Linked DNA regions of Homo sapiens: region 2 is linked to region 1. Evidence: read pairs that join two places in POLR2A ChIA-PET (ENCODE). Cell type or tissue: A673. All regions are shown on one strand. Links, peaks and the distances in the headings refer to the core of each region. The heading gives the core; the rest is flanking DNA.

The links. ChIA-PET counts read pairs that join two places held together with the same protein. Peaks named below come from ENCODE experiments on the same cell type or tissue, not always from the same donor. Only the 100,000 strongest peaks of a DNase experiment are listed, where the experiment ranks them.
Region 2: POLR2A ChIA-PET joins it to region 1 with 5 read pairs; 1 of 35 experiments calls an interaction of 5 or more read pairs at or near these places.

Annotation. Positions count from the first base shown.
Region 1 is chr16:25,285,547-25,294,027 of GRCh38, reverse strand. No RefSeq gene overlaps it. Among named protein-coding and RNA genes, the nearest start is that of ZKSCAN2, 32 kb to the right of the region's middle. In A673, for the core only: no CTCF peak of the experiment used is centred there; DNase peaks (open chromatin) are centred at 2,227, 2,827, 4,357, 4,717 and 1 weaker place; H3K27ac peaks cover 4,174 bases.
Region 2 is chr16:25,797,292-25,802,291 of GRCh38, reverse strand. The region is part of intron 1 of HS3ST4 (heparan sulfate-glucosamine 3-sulfotransferase 4); the gene reads right to left. Among named protein-coding and RNA genes, the nearest start is that of HS3ST4, 110 kb to the right of the region's middle. In A673, for the core only: no CTCF peak of the experiment used is centred there; a DNase peak (open chromatin) is centred at 2,101; H3K27ac peaks cover 4,937 bases.

The DNA of each region.
Region 1 (8,481 bases), core at 1,580-6,579:
ACTTTAGCCAGGATGGTCTCGATCTCTTGACCTCGTGATCCACCCACCTCGGCCTCCCAAAGTGCTGGGATTACGATCATGAGCCACCGCGCCCGGCCAACACTTTTTTTTTTTTTTTTTTTTTGAGATATAGTCTTGTTCTGTTTCCAGGCTGGAGTGTAGTGGTGCAATCTCAGCTCACTGCAACCTCCACCTCCCAGGTTCAAGCAATTCTCCTGCCTCAGCCTTTGGAGTAGCTGGGATTACAGGTGCATGCCACCACGCCCAGCTAATTTTTGTATTTTTAGTAGAGATGAGGTTTCACCATGTTGGCCAGGCTGGTCTCAAACTCCTGACCTCAGGTGATCTGCCTGCCTTGGCCTCCCAAAATGCTGGGATTACAGGTGTGAGCCACCATGCCTGACCCAGTAGTTCATTTCTAAAATGTAAGTCAGAGCACATCACTCTTAGGTTCAGAAAAATCCAGTGGTTTTCCATCTCTGCTTCAGCCACACTCACTTTTTTACCAATCCTTGAAATAACCTCAGGGCCCTTGCACATACTGTTCCCTCCTCTAGATCCCACGTGGCTTGCTCCCTCAATTCCTTCAAGTCGGGATTCAAACATAACCTCCTCAGTGAGGTTTTCCCTGAACACTCTCCTTTAAGAATCCTCCCTTTCAAGAGAGAGCCCCCCCACCTCCTGACTCCCTTCTTGCTTTGTTTCTCTCCGCTGTATTTACTGCCTTCTGCTATGTTCTGTCTCCCCAATGAGAATGAAGTTCCATGCGGTGGGGGCTTTTGTTTCTGTTCACTACTCTATTCCCAGTGCCAGGAAAGAACAGTGTCAGGCCTTTGATCAATGTTTAGTAAATGAATGAATGTGGTGGCACACCAAACAGCTAAAGCAGAAGAGAAGTTGTCACAAGACTGATTACAAGGGTCCTGTGGGTTAAGAAGACTGAACCAAAGCCTAAATCCTGTGAGGAGCCCCAGAGGCACTCAACAGAGCACTTTCTGATCAGATTCGTGCTTTAGAACCATCTCACTGGGTGAAACATGGATTCGAGACTGAGGGAGACCAGGAAGTGCAGCAAGACCACTTCAGAGATTAACGCTGTGATCCAGATGAGATGTTATGAAGGCCCTAATGAGGACAGTGGCCATGGGGTAGGGCAGAGGAACAGAGCAACAAGTGTCTAGAGCAGGGGTGTCCAATCTTTTGGCTTCCCTGGGCCACATCAGAAGAAGAATTGTCTTGGGCCACAGCAGCCAAGGGACCACCATTGGCAGCAGCACCAATAAAACAGGAGCTGGGCCAGGTGCAGTGGCTCACACCTGTAATCCCAGCACTTTGGGAGGCTGAGGCGGGCGGATCACCTGAGGTCGGGAGTTTGAGACCAGCCTGGCTAACATGGTGAAACCCCATGTCTACTAAAAATACAAAATTAGCTGGGCATGGTGCTGCGCACCTGTAATACCAGCTACTTGGGATGCTGAGGCAGGAGAAGAATTACTTGAACCCAGTAGGCAGAGGTTGCAGTGAGCTGGGATCGTGCCACCACACTCCAGCCTGAGCTGTGAGTGAGATTCCGTCTCAAAAAAAAAAAAAAAAAAAAAAACAAAGAAAAACAGGTGCTGCAGCAGCAGTTCCCACTCAAGCTGCACAGGTCCCAGGAAGGGTCTGAGATGAGAGAGACAAAGTCCTAGCCAATACTAGATACCCAGAGAGGGCAAATAGAAAGCCTACTTTCTTGGCTGGGCGCAGTGGCTCATGCCTGTAATCCCAGCACTTTGAGAGGCTGAGGTGGGCAGATCACAAGGTCAGGAGATCGAGACCATCCTGGCCAACATGGTGAAACCCCGTCTCTACTGAAATACAAAAAATTAGCTGGGCATGGTGGTGCATGCCTGGGGTCCCAGCTACTCGGGAGGCTGAGGCAGGGGAATCATTCGAACCCCGGAGGCGGAGATTGGAGTGAGCCGAGATTGTACCACTGCACTCCAGCCTGGTGACAGAGTAAGTCTCTGTCAAAAAATAAAGAAACAGAAAGAAAGAAGAAAAGAAAGGAAGGAAGGAAGGAAGGAAGGAAGGAAGGAAGGAAGGAAGGAAGGAAGGAAGGAAGGAAGGAAGGGAGGGAGGGAGGGAGGGAAGGAGGGAAGGAGAGAAAGAGAGGAAGGAAGGAAGGGTCCAAACCCACTGCCTGAAGCAACACCTGCTGCCTGCTGCAGGGTCCATCATTCAATCGTTTTAACAGTGACACTAAAACTAGATGGGGAAAGTGTGACAGTCAGTATGTAGAGGTAATTCAAACTCAAACGCAACAGCTCAAATTGATGAGCAGAGAAAGCACACCAAGTAGGTACACAGGTGGTCTCAATGAATTCATTTAGATAATATACGGGACTTTGGAACAGGTCCAAGGTCATGATGCTTGCACATTGCTCCATGAGTCTTAAAGATGTAGCCTTCTAAGTTGAACATCTGATATCAACCTATAATATGTTCCAAAACCTTCCCAAGACCTACTCTTCTGGGGCCAACTTTATCACCTAGTGTTGAAATAGTGTTTTTCAATGAATTCTTTATTAAACTTGTTTCTTGACATATGACCTGTCAACCAAGCGGGCTGCTGTCTCCTAAAATATAGATCTGGCTTTTCTAAGTCCCACACCTTGACTGGGCACTGCTTTGGGAAAGGTTTCTCTTTTGATGGATATTTTTTTGCTGAAATAGATCAAGTCCTTTCAGTCTGTCTTCTTGTCATCCCTGAAGCATTTATGCCTTGCTTAAGCCCTTCATTATAATCAGCTGTCCTTAGCTTGCTATTTCCTGCAAGGGCTTTGCCTCAATCATAGATGCATTAGAACAATTGCCCTTTTAGCTGTGGACCAAGTTATCTTTGGGGTGCCCTATGTAAATGAGAACACTTGAAAATGCTAATTTATAATGAGCCAAAAATTGATAACAATATCTCTATGAGTGAACTGGTGAGAAGGCCAAATGGATGGACGAGAGAGAACGTGGCTGGGAAAAAGGAGTGAGCTCATCAAAAGCACGGACAGGAAAAAAGTGAAGACAGAGAAACATGGGCAGGTCATGATTGCCACTGGGGGGTGGTTCGAGGCAGGAGAGCAAGAGAAAAAGAATAATGTTTTGTTACTGTCCTGACAGCCATGTAACGAATATAAGACTTGAAGTCCCCAAGGGGAAAAAGTGGATCTGATTAGAATAACTGATGTGATAAAGGATGGGGAAAAATTGTGTACATAAGAAAAGCACAGCCGAGCGTGGTGGCTTGCACCTATAATCCCAGCACTTTAGGAGGCCGAGGTGGGTGAATCACCTGAGGTCAGAAGTTTGAGACCAGCCTGGCCAACATGGTGAAACCCTGTCTCTACTAAAAATGTAAAAATTAGCTGGGCATGGTGGTGTGCCCCTGTAATCCTAGCTACTTGGGAGGCTGAGGTGGGAGAATTGCTTGAACCTGGGAGGTGAGCCTGCAGTGAGCTGAGCCTGGGCGACACAGCAAGACCCTGTCTCAAAAAAAAAAAAAAAGAAAAAGAAAAGCAGGCCAGGTGCAGTGGCTCACTCCAGTAATTCCAACACTTTGGGAGGTTGAGGCAGGTGGATAGCCTAAGGCCAGGAGTTCGAGACCAGCCTGGCCCACATGGTGAAACCCCATCTCTACTAAAAATACAAAAATAAAAAATAAAATTAGTCGGCCATGGTGGCAGATGCCTGTAATCCCAGCTTCTTGGGAGGCTGAGACACGAGAATCACTTGAACCCAGGAGGCAGAGGCTGCAGTGAGCCAAGATCATACCACTGCACTTCAGTCTGGGCAACAGAGCAAGCCTCTATCTCAAAAAAAAGAAGAAAAGAAAATAGTACAAAATTAAAAGGAAGAAGACATTAAGGCAATTAGAAATCCTGGGGAGTGTGAGAGAAGGAAAGCTTTCAAGAAAAAAATATAATCATAATACATCTGTTGGCTCTTCGGTGAACAATATTTACCAGTGACATAATTATAAATAACCGTATCATTGTATGAGAAGGATGGGAGACAGGCAGTATAAGAGAGCTAAATCCACCACCATTGTTTCAGAATGTAAATAGATAATATCTGAAACTGATGCATCTAGAAATACATGGCCAGGCACGGTGGCTCATTGCTGTAATCTGAGCACTTTGGGAGGCCAAGGTGAGTGGATCACTTGAGCCAAAGAGTTAAAGACCAGCCTGGGCAACATGGCAAGACCCTAACTCTATAAAAAATTTTTTTAAAAAATTAGCTAGGCCTGCTGGCATGCGCCTGTGGTCCCAGCTACTTGGGAGACTGCAGTGGGAGGATCGCTTGATCCTGAGAGCGCAAAGCTGCAGTGAGCCTGTTTGTGCTACTGTGCTCCAGCCTGGGTAATGGTTGGAGACCCTGTCTCCAAAAAGAAAAGAAAGGAAGGGAGGGAGGGAAAGAAGGAAGGAAGGAGGGAAGGAAGGAAGGAGGGAAGGAAGGAAGGAAGGAAGGAAGGAAGGAAGGAAGGAAGGAAGGAAGGAAACATAAGAAAGAAAGAAGGAAGGAAGGAAGGAAGGAAGGAAAGAAGGAAGGAAGGAAGGAAGGAAAGAAAGAAAGAAGAGAGAGAAAGGGAGAAAGAGGTAAAGAAGCTTGTGATTTATTCTTTTAACTGATCAAAGAGTTTAAAATTTTTACCTCCGCTGGTCATCCCAGCTAGTCAGGAGGCAGAGGCAGGAGAATCGCTTGAACCTGGAAGGCGGAGGTTGCAGTGACCCGAGATGGCGCCACTGCACTCCAGGTGGGCAACAGAGCGAGACTCCGTCTCAGAAAAAAAAAAAAAATTTTTACCTCCAGAGAGCAGGAAAGGAGGGGAAACAAGACATTGTTGCTTTTATTACAAGGTTTTTGGTGCCGCTTAATTTTTTTTTTTTTTTTTTTTTTTTTAGTTAGCATAGAATTTAGTGTCAGAAAAAAATTTTACTGAGCATTTGCACCATGCTAGGTATTTTCTACACATTCATTTAAATCTCACAACCACAACAACAAAAACACTTCCCTAGTGCTTACTATGTGCCAAGTACTGTTCTAAAAGCTTAACATTTATTATCTCATTCCATCTTTGCAATAACTTTATGTTAGTCTTATTTTGCCCACTGAACCAATGAGGAAACTGAAGCACAGAGGGAACAAGTAACTTGCCCAAGGTCATGAGATTGAGAGTCGCGGTGCTGGGACCTGAGCCTGGGTAACCTGGCTCCAAAGTCTGTGTTCCTAACCTCTACACGCTGTTGTGTTGTCTAGCAAAGCCAAGGCATAGATATTATTGTTGGTTTGTTGTTGTTGTTGTTGTTGTTGTTTGAGACAGAGTTTTGCTGTGTCGCCCAGGCTGGAGTGCAATGGCGCAACCTCGGCTCACTTCAACCTCCAACTCCCAGATTCAAGAGATTCTCTTGCCTCAGCCTCCTGAGTAGCTGGGATGACAGGCGCCCGCCACCACGCCTGGCTAATTTTTTGTATTTTTAGTGGAGACGGGATTTCACCATGTTGGTCAGGCTGGTCTCGAATTCCTGAACTCAGGTGATCCACCTGCCTTGGCCTTCCAAAGTGCTGGGATTACAGGCATGAGCCACCACGCCCAGCCCGGGCATAGATAGTATTATCTAATCCTTGAAGGTGAGGAAACATACAGAGAGAAAGCCACTTTTCTAAGATCACATAGATAGTATGTTGTGAGATCTGGTTTGACCATGGGTTAGATTGATTTTGACACCCATGCTTAGTCTCTCCATTGCATCATACACAACTGTGTTTACAAGAATGAGCTAATTGGGAAGAAAAGGAGGCCATCCACCCTCACCACTGCTATTCAACATAGTGCTGGAAGTTCTAGCCAGTGAAATAAGGTTAAAAAAAAGAGAGAGAGAATAAAAAGCACACTAATAAGAAGGGAAGGAAAAAAATGGTCCATATTTGCCAATGGCATAGCAGTCTACACAGAAAATTCCAAGGAATCTATAGAAAAACAACTGGAACTGGCTGGGCACAGTGGCTCACACCTGTAATCCCAGCACTTTGGGAGGCCGAGGTGGGCGGACCACCTGAGGTCAGGAGTTCGAGACCAACCTAGCCAACATGGGGAAACCCTGTCTCTACTAAAAATACAAAAATTAGCCAGGTGTGGTGGTGGGCACCTGTAATCCCAGCTACTTGGGAGGCTGAGACAGGAGAATCACTTGAACCCGGGAGGTGGAGGTTGCAGTGAGCCGAGACTGCACCATTGCACTCCAGCCTGTGCAAGAAGAGCAAAACTCCATCTCAAAAATAAATAAATAAATAAGTTCAGCAGGTTTACAGGATACAAGAGAAAGATACAAAATTATTTGTGTATTTATGTATTAACAATGAACACATGAAAACTGAAATTAAAAATATAATGCCTTTTATAATTGCTCAAAAGATGAAACAATTATGTGTAAATCTAACTAAATATGTATATGAATTACAGGCCAAAAACTATTAAATCAAAGATCTAAATATACAGAGAAACATAACATGTTCATGAGTAGAAGACTCAGTAAAGATGCCGATTCCCCCCAAATTGAGATGCAAATGTAACAGAATTCCTGTCAAAATTTCAGCAAAATTTTCTACAGATACAGACAAAATTATTCTGAAATTTATATGGAAAGGCCAGGCGCTAGAATAACCAAAACAATTTTCAAAAGACATTGATAAACGTAGAGGAATCACTCTACCTCATATCAGGACTTATTAGATGTAACTACAGTAAGGCCAGGCATAGGGACTCACACCTGTAACCCCAGCACTTTGGAGGCTGAGGAGGCTGGATTGCTTGAGGCCAGGAGTTCAAGACAGGCTTGGCAACATGGTGAAATCCCGTCTCTAAAATCTTGTATCTAAAAATAAAAGAAGAAAAATTAGCCATGTGCAGTGGCGTGCACCTGTAGTCCCAGCTACTTGGGAGGCTGAGGCAAGAGGATCACTTGAGCCTGGGAGGCAGAGGTTGCAGTGAGCCGAGATTGCACCATTGCACTCCAGCCTGAGTGACATAAATAAAACCCTGTCTCAAAATATATATATGAATAAATAAATAAATAAATATTAATAGAGGTAGCTACAGTAATAAAGACTATGTGATAATGGCAGAGGGAGAGACACAGAGATCAATGGAAATGAATAAAAAACCTAGAAATAGTGCCACATGAGTGCAACCAACTGATTTTTTAACACCCCTCTGCTTTTGCATCAACCAACTGATGTTTTACAAGATGCAAAAGCAACTCAATATAAGAAGTGTAATATTTTCTCCAAATGGTGCTGAAGCAAAAAAAAATTTTTAAGTACTCTGACCTACATCTCACACCTTATATAAAAACTAACTGAAAATGGATCATAGACTTCAACATAAAATGTAAAACTATAAATATTTTAGAAGATAACAAAAGGGGAAATCTTTGGAGCACATGAAGAACTCTTAAACATGACACCAGAAGTGTAATTCATAAAAGAATAAATTGATAAATTGGACTTCAAAATGAAAAACTTTTACTCTGTAAAAGACTTCATTAAAAGGATAAAAAGATAAGCTATAAACTGGAAGAAATTATTTGCAAATCACATATCTAACAAAAGGCCACTTTGGAATAAAGAACTCTCAAAACTGAACATTAAACAAATAATAATAATTCAATTAGAAAATGGGCAGCCGGGTGCAGTGGCTCACGCCTGTAATCCCAGCACTTTGGGAGGCTGAGACAGGCAGATCACAAGGTCAAGAGATTGAGACCATCCTGGCCAACATGGTGAAACCCCGTATCTACTAAAAACACAAAAATTAGCCGGGCGTGGTGGTGCGTGCCTATAGTCCCAGGTACTCAGGAGGCTGAGGCAGGAGAATCGCTTGAGCCCGGGAGGTGGAGGGTGCAGTGAGCCGAGATTGCACTGCTGCACTCCAGCCTGGTGATAGACCGAGACTCCTTCTCAAAAGAAAAAAAAAAAAAGAAAATGGGCAAAAGGCGCATTTCACCAAAGAGGATATACAAATGGCAAACAAGCACAGGAAAAATGTTCAACATAATTTGCCATTAGGAAAATGCAAATCAAGACCACAATGAGCTATCAATACTCATCTATTAGAACATTTGAAATAAAAAACAGTGACAGTATCAAATGCCAGCAAGGATGTGGAGAAACTAGATTTTTTGTATATTTCTGGAGTGTAAAAATGGTATAGCCACCATGGAAAAATAGATTGCCACTTTCTTTAAAAAAAAAAAAAAAATACACTTACTATATGACCCAGCAATTGTACCCACCCCTGGGCATTTACCCCAAAGAAATGAAAACCTATGCCCACACAAAAACTGATCTGTGATTGTTCGTAGCAACTTTATTTGTAGTAGCCATCTTTACATCTATGAGCATATTTATCTCCCACTTGTAAGTGAGAATATGTAGTCTTTGGTCTTC
Region 2 (5,000 bases), core at 1-5,000, 510 kb before region 1:
CAGTTCTTTCACCAATGTAATACGTAAATGAATAAAAATTCTAAAGTTGAAAAATTTATAAAATTCTGTTTACAGAGTTAAATCTAAATAAACATTCCTAGCATCCTTCCCTGTTTGTTTTTCTCCACAGCACTCATCAGCTTCTAAAATATCATATCAATTTTTAATATGTTATTTGCTGTCTGTCTCATGTTGTTTGCTGTCTGTCCCTTCACATTAGAGTGTAAGATCCATGAAGACAGAATTTTTAACTGCTCGTCCCCAGTGTCTAGGATGCCTTCTAATACATATTAGCTAAGCAAAAAAAAAAAAAGAAAATATTTGCGTAAGTGAATAAATGAACACGATCAGATTGCAAAACATTTATTTAAGTATAAAATCCAAGAGGAGAGTATGAAGAAACAAAAATATATACATAAAATATAAAGGAAATTAAATTTTTGTCTACATCAAAAAAAGCAACAAAATTATATGATAGGTTGTAAAAATATTTGTAACCTATATTGTAAGAGGCTGAATATTTATGATTAAATAAATAGCCTTTATAAAACGATTAGAATGAAAAATGGACAAAGACGATGTCCCAAAGAAAAACGTTAAGGGCGAGTAAGCATTTAAAATGTGTAACATCACAGATACCAAAAGAATTAAACTAAATAAAAGTGAAACATAATTCATCTCCTCACTAACTGGCAAAGTCTCACCAGACCTTATCTTCCTCCAGGGTATGAGAAAACAGGAACTCTTAACACCCAGCAAACAGCAAGTAGTTATTTTAGTCCAATCTTTCTAGAGAACATTAAAATGTGTCCAAATTGTATTTGTCAATGCATGTTTACCAGAAATTCCACTTCTAAGAAGCTGCCTCACAGAAAGACTTGCACAAGTACACAGACATACAGGAGCAAGAATGTTTTGATGCACTGCTATCATAATAATATTAAAAACTGCAAGCAACTTACACATCTATGATAATAAATTAGGGTACACCAACACAATGGAATGTCATGCACTATGTTGCATACCAGCATAGGTCAGAACTTCATGAAATACTACCCACGATAAATTAAGCAAAAGATGCCAAAGTTACCAGGCAGCATGAGTATCCTGTCTGTGTGCGTATATAACAGTGGTCCTCCAAATGAATCCCCCAGACCAGCGGCATCAACATTACCTGGGAGCTTGTCAGAAATGCAAATTTTCAGGCCTCACCCCAACCCTACTGAATCATAAACTTCATTATAGGACCTAGCAATCTGTTTTCACAAGCCATCTGTCTTAGTCTGTTCACGCGGCTGTAACAAAATACCTTGGATTGGGTGATTTATAAATAATAGAAAGGTATTTTTTGCAGTTCTGAAAGCTGGGAAGTCCAAGATCAAGGTGCCAGCAAATTCAATGTCTGGTGAGGGCTCATTTTCTGCTTTGAGGACAGTATTTCTTGCTCCATCCTCAAAAGGCAGAAGAGGCAATCAGCAACTTTGCACCCCTCCTATAAGGTCACTAATACCATTCATGAGGGCTCTGCCCTCATCACTTAATCACCTCCTAAAGGCCCCACCTCTTCACATGATCACACTGAAGATCAAGTTTCAACATATGAATTTTAGAGGAACCCATTTAGACAACAGCATCATCTAAGAGATTCTCATGCACACTAACTCTGAGAACCACTGCCAAATCTTAAAAAAAAGACACTAAATTGTTTATAATCATGGTCTTAGGGTAGCGTTTCAGAGGAAAACTCATTTTCTGCTTTATATACTTCTGTATTCCAACTGCCATGTATTGTATTTGAAGTTAATAACAAAGAAAAAAGTAGATATATTTCCATCAGAGAGAGAAAGAGGTGGGAGAGAAAGTAGGGGGAAGGGAGAGAGAAAAAGAGAGAGGGGGAGAGAAAAAGAGACAGAGAAAAAGAAAAAGGGAAAGAAGAAAAGTGTTACCAGCTAACAGAAAAATAGACAAGATATTTAAGTGGGTGATTCCACTCCCATAAATAGGCCAAAATTGCTCAATAATGGTAGGTTTCAAACATTCTATTCAACTAAGGTTAAAAGAAACTTACATTAAAATTTGACAACTATTTCTACTTATCAAATAAACAGCATTAAGAAAAATAATAAAACCAATGGAGTCAATGATCTAGGGGACACTCAGAGGAAGGCAGGAAGGCAGGAAGGCAGGAAGGAAGGAAGGCAGGAAGGAAGGAAGGAAGGAAGGAAGGCAGGAAGGCAAGAAGGAAGGAAGGAAGGAAGGAGAGGGAGAGAAACAAAAATATAGCTGTCAGATCATGTGTAGTGGTGCACACATGGAATTCCAGCTATGCGGAAGGATCACTTGAGCCCAGAGGTTCAAGGCTGTGCTATGACCATGCTTCTGAATAGCCATGCACTCTAGCCTGACCAACATAGTGAGATACCCATTTCTAAAAAAATGGATAGATAGATAGATGGGTAGATACATAGATAGATAGACAGACAGACAGAACTATCAACATTAAGCACTTAATACACGGCAGGCAGAATTCTAAGAACTTTATAAAAAATAATTCACTTAGCCCTAACAACCATGTAGAAAAGTGAAATTACCATTTTACAGATGAGGAAACATGTGAGAGTCTCAATCATATGCCCAAGACCACCAAAGTAGTGAGTAGTGAGGCCAGCTTGTGATCCCATGTCTATGTCTCCAGAGTTCACATTGGTAATAACTGTGCTGAGAGCAGCAGGTATAATATGATATCATTTAAATTGTTGATGATGGTTCACAGAGAAAAGGCTGAAAGGTTAGACACTGAAACATTAACAACTGGGTCATAAAATTAAAGGTAATTTAAATTTTGTTTTCATTTATGTCTGTAATTTCTCTTATCTCTGAAGATTATATATTACTTGGGCAATGTGATAAATATTTAATTGGGGACTTTTTGTTCTATTAATAAAAATGAATAAGAACTCACTAAGAGGACAAGCTCTACAAAATCCAACCAGCAGAGAAAGAACCTTTGAAAGGCATAGAGTTTTGAAAAAACATGGTACTTCAAGGTAACAATGGGAATTTGAATGTGGGTGGCATGGAAATCACTTACAACACCTCCATCCACTTCCAGACTGCAGCTGTCAACCAAAAAATAAACACGTGAAGGCTCAGAAAAATTTTAGCTCAAACTTCCAGTCTGTTAATGAAAATGAACAAGCGCCTTTTCCTCACTGAAGAGACTTTGACAACCGGGGTATTCAAGTAGCACAGCCATTCTTGCTGCTTATATACCAACAAGAAAACTGGACTTGGATCCATTAAGGAAGTCTTTATTTGCCCATTAGAGAGAACATGTAACGTCTATGCTTCACTGCCAACAATGGTAACCCAATGTCCAGGGAGGTGCTGGAAGGACAAACTCATGGCTGGAACAGGCAGACGGGCATGTCTGATGAATCAAGGTCTTTAGATGGGAATATGTCATACTGGGACTACAGGCTCCAGGGGAGGATTAGAGACAAGCATCTAAAGAATGAGGGTGCCGTGAAGCCCCACATGATTTAATGCTCCCAACTGCCAGTGCTTAAAATTCCGATTTTTCTCCTGCCTTACTACCCTAGGGCATCCTATCCCTTTCCTTGTGGATGAACTTGTCCTTGTGCTAGATTTTATTATTGTTCAAAATATTCACTGTGGAGGGACTGTTTTCCACCACCCCATTAGCATCAGAATGGTCCATGTGGCTTTCTTTAGCCAATGAAATAAAAATGAAACTTGCAAGTACACATTTCTAATTGGAAGCTTTAAGAGTCATTGTATGATTGCCATATTCAGCTATGCTCTCTTTTCTGTCATAAAATCATTAACATCCCAGATGAGGGGAGCTCTATTAGCCTGAATCCAAGAATAAATAAGTTTTGTAGGATAAGTACAGCTGACCCAACATAAACATGAAATGTGAGTGAGAAATGAACTTTTGTGGTTGTAAGCCAGAGATTTGGGGCTGATTTGTTACTGCAGCATATCTTAGCCTAAACTGACTGATACACTACTGTATCCTGGCTTTCATACTCAAGACCCACCTAACACCAGGAATCACTTCCTTCTAGAAGCTCTGCGGCAATTCTCTGCACTCTTAGAGATAGAGAAGTTGGCCTGAGTGCATCTTTCTCCTTGGAAGTGAGGGAGTTTTTTACTCCCTTTGAGATATGATGACTTAACTCACTGGTCCCTCTCTGGAGTAGACTGACAGACTGATTTCCTCAAGCCCTCCTTCTACCCCACACTCAACACATACTTACATCAAAAATCTCCTCTTCCAGCCTGTCATATGGCCTCTGCCATGCATGTGATAACAGGGTATGAAAAGCAATGAAGAGCTTGACCAGTGGAGAATGAAGCCAGCCTTCACACACAGCCAAAAGATGATGAAACAGAAAATGCCTGTTCTAGCCAGCATCCTTGAGGGCTCTTGATTTCTCCAGCATAAAGAAACTTACAGTTTGAGTAATGCCAATTTCCAAGAGTCCAGGATTCTAACTGTTATCCATTGCTCTAGACATTAACAAGGCATCATCGTCACTGGCAATAAAGTGCAAGTACCTGCTTTGTAAATGGTATATGAGCAGTACTTTTGGACCTCTGCAAACATATCACTTGATTATTACAGAGGAAGCTTCAGAAGGAAATGAAAATACAAGGAGTGTTTGGAATGGTCAAGAGGTATTAATAACAACAATAGCAACAACAATGATATTATTATTAAATCTAACAGCTAACATGTGCCCTTGCTAGCTGTCTTTGGTGTCCTAAGCCCCTCGCATGTATTAATTCATTTGCCATTCCTAACTAACCTGAGAATAAGGTACTATTTGTTCTCCATACCTTAAAGATGAGAAAATAGAAGATTTAAAAGGTAGCTTGCAAAACGCCATGTCATAATTCAACGCAATACCGTGATTTTGAATTCAGATATCTTAACATCAGAGTTCAAATACCTAATCATCCTATCATACTGC